Regions from separate parts of the Homo sapiens genome. Here region 2 is linked to region 1. The links are chromatin contacts, found by Hi-C or POLR2A ChIA-PET in ENCODE. All regions are on one chromosome and are shown on one strand. The core of a region is the stretch at or near the end of the contact, and the rest is flanking DNA. Distances in the headings are between cores, read along the strand shown.

Evidence for each region. Hi-C counts contacts between places; a loop is a spot of excess contacts on that map. ChIA-PET counts read pairs that join two places held with the same protein, here RNA polymerase II (POLR2A). Pooled maps may share reads with other maps.
Region 2: a loop to region 1 is called in a pooled map, with 10 times the contacts of the local background. The contact joins the promoter of SLC12A7 here to the promoter of PDCD6-DT in region 1. A Hi-C loop is called at or near these places in 1 of 37 single-sample maps with no recorded cell type and 6 of 50 pooled maps. POLR2A ChIA-PET finds 5 or more read pairs at or near these places in 2 of 52 experiments (B cell and Caco-2).

Annotation. Positions count from the first base shown.
Region 1 is chr5:270,274-274,350 of GRCh38, forward strand. It overlaps PDCD6-DT (PDCD6 divergent transcript), which reads right to left and starts at 1,251. Exons shown (of 2, transcript NR_104613.1): 1 at 1,072-1,251. It overlaps PDCD6 (programmed cell death 6), which reads left to right and starts at 1,373. Exons shown (of 6, transcript NM_013232.4): 1 at 1,373-1,548; 2 at 2,438-2,499. The coding sequence starts at 1,448. It overlaps PDCD6-AHRR (PDCD6-AHRR readthrough (NMD candidate)), which reads left to right and starts at 1,373. Exons shown (of 13, transcript NR_165163.2): 1 at 1,373-1,548; 2 at 2,438-2,499. RefSeq lists enhancers at 1-414, 1,076-1,165 and a silencer at 1,456-1,665.
Region 2 is chr5:1,110,370-1,114,458 of GRCh38, forward strand. SLC12A7 (solute carrier family 12 member 7) reads right to left here and starts at 1,694. Exons shown (of 24, transcript NM_006598.3): 1 at 1,499-1,694. The coding sequence starts at 1,622.

The DNA.
Region 1 (4,077 bases), core at 1-2,500:
GAAATAACCCCATGAAATAATGAGAATAATTGTAGTATTCTGAACCGGGGCACAGGACACAGGACCGGGGTGGAAGGCGGCACGAGACTACGCGCGTGGGAAAGACCCAGGGATCACAGTGGCCCAAAGCTGGGCACTTCCCAATTCCGGGATTTGTGCTACAGGCACTCCAGGCTCCACCTTAGAACTGTGTCCAGCACGAAGGCAGTGCTGTCTTGCGGGAGGCAGGGCTGCACCACCACCGGGGTGTGAAGGGGCCCAGCAGGCAGGGGTGTGAAGGGGCCCAGCAGTGTTTCCAGCTGCACGGGGTCAGGGGCCGCGCTGATGCAGAGCACGGGGGCGCAGGTTAAACCTAAAGGAGGGAAGCTTTTGGGGGCGGAACAGACAACCGAGAATGCTGCACACTGCCTTTCCCACCCGAATTGTGTTTTGACTTTTTTTTTTTTTTTTTTTTGAGACAGAGTTTTGCACTTGTTGCCCAGGCCTGGAGTGCAATGGCCCGATCTCGGATCACTGCAACCTCCTCCTCCCGGTTTCAAGCAATTCTCCTGCCTCAGCCTCCCGAGTAGCTGGGATTACAGGTGTGCACCATCACGCCCGGTTAGTTTTGTATTTTTAGTAGATACGGGGTGTCTCCCAATTGGCCAAGGCTGGTCTCGAACTCCCGACTTCAGGTAATCCACTGGCCTTGGCCTCCCAAAGTGCTGGGATTACAGGCGTGAGCCACCGCGCCCGGCCTGCTTTTGCTTTCTTTTTTTTTTTTTTTTTTTTGGCAGAGTCTCGCTGTCCACCCCTGTAGTGCAGTGAGCTCGGCTCCCTGCGGCCTTGACCTCCCGGGCTCAGGCAATCCTCCCGCCTCAGCCCACGGAGTAGATGGGACCACAGGAGCCCACCACGCCCGACTACTTTTTGTAATTTTTGTAGGGATGGGGTCTATCCATGCTGCCCAGGCTGGTCCGAACTGCTGGGCTCAAGAGCTCCGCCCGCCTCCGCCTCCCAAAGGGCAGGGATCACAGGTGTGAGCTACCGCGCCCCGCCCAGAGTTTCCGACTGTTAGCAAATCACATTCACCTCAAAACTATTTATACAAGAACTGAAAGGCAAACTAAGTCCGTGCTCCATCACTTCCTGTCCCAGGTCGCGGGGCCGGACATTTTCTCCAAGCGCTTTCCTGGCACAGCGCGCAGGCGGCCTGCGCCAAAGCTCTGGCTTCCTCCAGGCGCCCAGACCCCGCCCTCCCCGCAGGCGCCAGGGCGTTGCCTGGCAACTTAGCTGCGAGGGGATTGGCTGCGCGGGACCCCGTGACCATCCCGGAGACCACGCATTTCCTGCGCCCCCGGAAGTGGTGATAATGCCAGGCCCTGCCCCCGGCAGAGGCGGAAGCGGAGTCGGCCTGAGAGGTCTCTCGTCGCTGCAGGCGCCTCAGCCCAGCCGCGTGCCTTGGCCCATGGCCGCCTACTCTTACCGCCCCGGCCCTGGGGCCGGCCCTGGGCCTGCTGCAGGCGCGGCGCTGCCGGACCAGAGCTTCCTGTGGAACGTTTTCCAGAGGTGCGGCCTGGCACCGCCCGGGCACCTCCCGCCTCCGCCGCGGCGGCCCCGACCCCTGTCCCGACTCCCCCGACCAACCCCGTTCCCTGCCGGTTCTACTGCGGCCTCCTCCGTCCCCTGTCGGGTCCCCCGCGGCCCCCTCCCGTCCCCTGCCGCCGCCCCCGACCCCTGCCCCAGCCGACGCGGCCGCCCCCGTCCCCTGGCGGGTCCCCCGCGGTCTCCCCCGTCCGCTGCCCGGTCTCCTGGGGCCGCCCCTGCCTCCTGCCCGGTCCCTGTCCTGTGCGTCGGGCCCTTCCCAAGATGCAGAGTGCGCCACTGCAGACCCGAGGTCGCGGCCACCGGCTCCTGGGCTAGGCCCTTTTTCTCGCCTCAAGAGCCGCCAGGTGGAGGGTCTCCAGGGTGCTTGTTTGGGGAAAGCGGAAACAGACTGCCTGGGCGCTGTTAAAATGTCAGCAGCCAAGGAAGAAGCAGCGACCTGGCGTCTGCTCGGGCCAGGTGACCTTTATGGCGGCGCCTTCTGTCCCTGGTCGCTTTTCCACCGAATGTCCGAAACTGTAGTGACTGATGGCCAGGGAATGGCTTAGTTATCTGAGGGAATCTTGTCTTGTCTGTGAAAAAGGGAAACGGGTGCAAATGGGAATTCAGACAGGCCAGGAGAGGAAGGAAGGGAAGGATTGAGGTGAAGATGATTGTCCTCTTAGGGGAAGACCACACTGGACGTCGGCTCCTGGGGCACTTCCTTGATTCCGCTGTACTCCTCAGCGGGACGGGAGAGGCGGAGGTTCCAGGAGGGAGCCTTCCAGAGTCGGTGCAGGGTTGACAGAAGACGTTTGTTTTGCTTTTCCTGAACTTTCGATCGCCAGCTTATTTGGTCTTCTTGATGTTATAGGGTCGATAAAGACAGGAGTGGAGTGATATCAGACACCGAGCTTCAGCAAGCTCTCTCCAACGGTGAGTGGGCCAGTGGGAACTGGGTCTCCGGACCAAGAAGCCGCGAGCCTGCCCTGTTCACAGTGGATAACTTTCTGAAGTTGTTTTTCCAAGGACAAAGGAATCATTAGGACAAATTGTTATTACTGCTTCGTAGTGGAGATGCTTCTGGTTTATTTTGTGGCTACCGCTGTTACTGCTTGGAGTGCCTCACCGAGCCAGCTAACAACTGCGTGCGTGAGCACAGGGAAAGGCTTCTTGAGAAATGAAAACTAGATTGTAGGTTTAGGAGGGGAATAGGAAGCTTAGCTCTGTACAGCCGAAAGCCTTTTGGTAAGTTGGAGGTCCTTGAATTTCCTGGGTGACTGCATCTTGGTGACTTCTCTGAATAGACCTTCGAGGGCACTGGGGGGTGATTGTTGGAGGGCTTGGGGAGCTCAGGCAGCCCTTGTATGGGAATGTGGCTGTTACAGGAACTGCAGAAACTGGGACTGGGTTCCTGGGGAAAGGATTGGGGGTGTTGGAGGCGCTGGCCAGGGGATTATGGGGAGGTGTTCTTATCAGTGTGCGAATACTGGGCGTTCAGGCAGCGGGAAATCCGGGTCCTTGCGTGTTGTGAGCTCCCTGGAATTACGTTCTTGCCAGTTTCAGCTCAGTTGATCCCCCTCCCCTCCGCTATCATTGGACACATTTTACTTCATTGAAACCTGACTGCCACTTTTTCTGTAATCCCTCAGGGGCAGTCATCTTTTCTGATTCTGTGTATAGTTTGCTTTTCCAGATCCGTGCCATTTAAGCTAGAAAAGGGGTCAGTTTTGAGATGTTGTGAAAATGTTGAAAGGCTTCTTGTTATTAGTGGGAAGTATCTGAAGTTGCCAGAGACTGAACTGGGGCGCGGGGAGCACTACGGCTGCTAGACACTGCCTCACTGCGCTGTGGGTGGGGGGGTGCTGGATTCAGCCTTACTGCCTAATGATTTGTGAGGATTTGTGTTTTCAGAGTAACATTTTTACCTTATATTACGACATCAGTTCCTAATATGTGGCGTGTGGGCCACAGATGCTGGTGTATTATTTCACATGCATTTCTATAGATTGTTTTCAGGGAATTCAGAAATGCTGTTATCTCTACACTAGTGATTGTGCTTTCTTGGTTTTTCTCTTTTCATTATTCTTAAATCCTCGTTTTTTTTTTTTTTATTTGCATCTCAGTTCGTTTTTACTCGGGAAGTGCAAGACGTGGCTACTAGAAAGAGATGTCAAGAGAACCCGGAATCCAGTAGGCTACAATTTGGCAAATCTCAGCTTAAAACTTCCTAAATGTTGACCACAGTGGATGCAAATGGCTCTGTGCATCACCTGTTAAATATGGTCAGATGACCATCCAGGTTCAAGTGGTTTGTCACCAGGGTGATACAAGCCACACGGAGTGCCCTCCTCAGAGGCCATGTTTCAGAGACATTTATTTTGAGTGGTTTTCCAATGAGTGATGCAAGATTTATGATCCATTTTAACAGCCTGCTTTTTATGCATTTGCTCTAATTTTTAGATTTTAGGTTTAGTTTTAGGTTTTCTGTTAAACTTGCTCAAATAGGAGTGG
Region 2 (4,089 bases), core at 444-2,943, 840 kb after region 1:
CGGGCAGCGACATGGGCAGCGCTCAGCCAGGGCCACTTCCTGCTGGGCAGACACAGGCCCAGGGCACTGCTCAACAGCCTTGAGAGTAGAAGAGACAAGAAAACGAACAAGCACAAAATTCTCTCTGGCTTAAAAGCAAATGACACTTACAGTCTAAAGACAAAAGTGAACCTGATCAGCCTTGAGAAGGGGCCGGCCAGACAAGAAGAGGCTCCTTCTGAGTGCGTTCCGGGGGCGTTGCTACAAAGCTCACACAGAAAGACCACGCCAGGGCCCACACTCCTTGGTGCTTCCTGCCTCCACGGTGGTGACTGGAGAGAAGGGGCTTGGACTCACGGACCCTGCTTAGTTAGCACTTCACCTGGTGTTGAGCCTGGCGCCCCGCCTGACCACTTCCAAGATCTGGGCTGGCCTCTGTGCAGAGGAAGCTGAGACCACTCTTCGCCCGCCACGGGGACCCTGATGACGCACCCCAGGCCACCAGGCCACTGCCTTCACGGTGGGTCCCCACCCGTGTCTCCGGGTTCCTAAACTGCCTGGAGGGGATGTCTGGCCTTTCCTGCCCGGGATGGTGGGTTAGGAAGGATCTGGGGTCTGGCACCGGACTTGTCCCTGGACAGACCTCACCTTCCTTCCACTGCCAGGGAGCAGGGAGGCTGCCACCCACTGCATGAGACCCGGGCACATGCGGGCACTGCCAGCACGCGGGGTGGGGGCTGGACTGAGTCCGGACACCTTCTCAGAGACTCCGGATGGAAGGGCCTAAGAGCCTCCGGTTTCTAGAGGGGGCTGAGATCCGGGGAGTAACTGGGATTTGGAGCCAGGATGGAGGGAACAGGGCTGGGGGATTCTCTCCCCAGCCCCGTCCCCACCCCCTAGAGAAAGTGAAAGTGCTAGAAACCTCCAGATTCCCGGAACGGGGGACGGGAACACGGAGGACGCGGCCTGAGCAAGGCCCCGGTGGCTGCCCCCTCCCCAGCCAGGGCGCAGTCCTTCCTGTTCCGCCTCTGGGGGGTGGGCGGCTCCTCCAGGGTCAGGCGGGGGCAGGACGGGCCGGCCCGGGCTAGTGTTACCGGACGGCCGCGGCGCAGGGGAAGGGAGAGCGCGGGGGACGCAGGACGCCCCGGCTCCCGAACCGCCCGGGTCTCCACCGCCACCCCTGTCCCACTAGGGACCACCCAGGGGCCCGGGCTCCCTCCGGAGGCGCGCTCCAGCCCCTCCCCGTTTCCATGGCTACCAGCAGCGGCGTCCACACCTCTGCCCCCGGTCCCACCCGAGCTGACCGTACCGGGAGCCCTGGCAGGGCCCCTCGCCCCCTAGCGCTGCCACTAACGTGGGGTGGGGGCCCTCGTGGGGGACCGAGAACAGGCGGTGGGGGCGCGGGAAGGGGCGCCTCCTGTACCCCCGGCCCCGCCGCCCGCCTCCGCTCCCGGATGCCGGGCCCAGACCCGCGCTCGGGGCGCTCGGCCTTTGTCCGGCCAGGTGCGGCCGCGCTCACCCGGGCTGGGGCGCTCGGGCTCGGGGCCCTCGGGGGTGCCCGGAGCCTCCGTCCGCTCGGCAGTCTCGTCCCCGCCGCCGTCGGCGTGAGCCTCCACGGGCACCACGGTGAAGTTGGTGGGCATGGCCGCCTGCAGCCGACAGTCCCCGTCCCGGCCCGGCCCGCGCTGCGCCGCTCCCGCCGACGCCACGGGACTTGGAGGCAGGGGCGGGGTCCGACCGAGCCGCCCCGCCCCGCCCGGGCCACGTGACTTCACCTGCTTGCCCCGCGGCCCCACGAAAAGTTGGCCCGCGGCGACTTCCTGCAGGGACCCCAACCCAGGCTGCGTCTGTCTGACCGCCGCGACCCGGGACGCGGGGCTTTCGCTGCCTGCGCTCCCGACCATCGCAGAGCCCGCGAATCCCCGCTCAGTCTCCTGCACCCCCTCCTGCTCCAGCCCCCTGCCCCTCCTGCTGGAACTCCCCGCCCTCCCCGCCCTCCCCGGCCCCCTCCCCGCCTCCCCTCTTGTCCCCTTCCCCGACCCCCCACTCCTGCTCCAGCCCCCTGCCCCTCCTGCACGCCCTTCTGCTGGAACCCCTCACCCCTCCTGCACCCCCCCACCCTTCCTGCACCCCCTCCTGCTGGGCCCCCCTGCCCCTATGAACCCCCTCCTGCTGGAACCCCTGCCCTTTCTGCACCCCCTCCTGCTGGGCCCCTCCTCCTTCTGCGCCCCCTCCCGCACCCCCTCCTGTTTGCCCCCCATTTCCTGCTCCAGCCCCCTACCCCTCCTTCTTCCCCCTCCTGTTCCCCCCTGCCATCCTCCAGCACCCACCTCCCACACAGTCCGCCCACCCACTCCAGGCTGTCAACACCCGCTCAGACCCTGGGCTCCTAGCCTGGCTCCTGGCTAGCCCAACCTGGCTGCAAAGGCAACTCCAGTGGAAGGAGCCTTGGATAGCCTGGGGGTGGGGTACTCCGGAGCTTGGTCCAGCTCCAGTTTAGGGACCTAACCCAGTAGAGGGAGTCCCCCCCCCCACCCATGACAAATACCACCCACGAAGACCCCAGTCTCCTCCACACCTGCCCCAGGAGTGCCCCGCGGCCCCTGCCCTAGAACCCTCCCTTCCCTCCTTGGGAAATGTTCCAGAAGCTCACAGGGTGATGCAGGGAAGGTGGAGTTCCAGAACCCACCAGGCAGACACCAGGATACCACCGGCCAGCACCTGGCACATTTCTCAACAAATGACTCATGAAAAACGGAACAATCAGATGTCCGTCAATGGGGAATTGGGCTAAAATGCTATGGCACACAGGTGCAATGAGTCAGCCTTTATTCCTAATCACCCACAACTGCTGTACGACAACAAAGCAGAAACACAGGTGGTGTGGGCAAACACGGCCACAGCCTCTTGTCACGTGGAAAATGGGTATGGCCTGGCCATGTTTTAGCCGCTTGCCTGTCTAATCCTAAAAGGCAGCTGGAGGGGAGTGATGGCCTCCGGGCTGTGGGATCACCGGGCTCTGTGGGTTCAAGGAACGCAAGCCCAACCTCTCCAGCCATTTCCAGTAAAGCCAGTCATGCCCTGGGGTGGCCTAGGGTTCTACCCCTTTGCCCCATGGACTCTTCTGGGCAGAAGCTGTAGGCCTGGGACCCTCCTGGAACGTCGCCCATCCAGCACCAGCCCTTGCAGAGGTGGGGGTTCCTCTGGCCTGGGTGTCTGGAGCTGTGCCTGCTCCACACTCTCACCCCACCTCCCACCAAAGGGAGCTCAGGGCTGTGGATGGTGCTAGGTCAGCTGCCTCCCTGGGTCAGTGGGTTGGAAGGTAGGAAACCATCACCTCCCCAGAAGATAAAATAGTTCCCAGGCATCCTTATGAGGAGGGCTGGCTTTGCTAAAAAGATCCAGGGGGTGGGAACAGAAGTGCCCAATGGGGTCAATTATAGGGTTCACACTTAGGGTGCTGGGTAAACCCTCTCCTCAGTCACCCCAGCAGGGGCTTCTGTACATTCAACCCTGGTTGCCACCCAGCGCTATTCCCGAGGGTTGGACAGAGCTCAGGGTGGGCACGAGGCCTTCCCAAGTGATGCCAGCAGGAGCAACAGATGTGCAGGGCTCCCGTCGCACATCCAAGCTCTGCTTCACACCCCAGGACCCCAGGGCCGGCTGCCCGCCATGTGCTGGCTGTGGACCTTCAGAGGAGCTGGTTTGGAGGGTCTGTGGCCAGGGCCAGCTCCCGGACTCAGGACTCATCAGCTTCATTTTACAGAGGAGGAAACTGAGGCCCAGGAGTTTAGGGTCCTGTGGCAGCTCCGAGGGTGGTCTTCTCTGTGATTACAAAATCTTGACTAGGACCAGGGGCCATGGCTGAAGCACCTGGGTGGGTGCCCAGCCCTGCCAGGCAGAAGGCAGGTGGCTTCTCTTGTTTAAATCTTAGATCTTACTTGTGGGAGACCTCGGGTGGGGGGTGAGGTCTGCTGCCTTTTGCATTCTAATCAGGTGAGTCACGACAGGGATCAGCACCCTGTAAGCACCTGCGGGTCAAGACAGAGACCCTTGCCGGAGCCCAGAAGCCGCTGCAGGCCCCTCCCATCCCATCAGTAGCCCATCCCT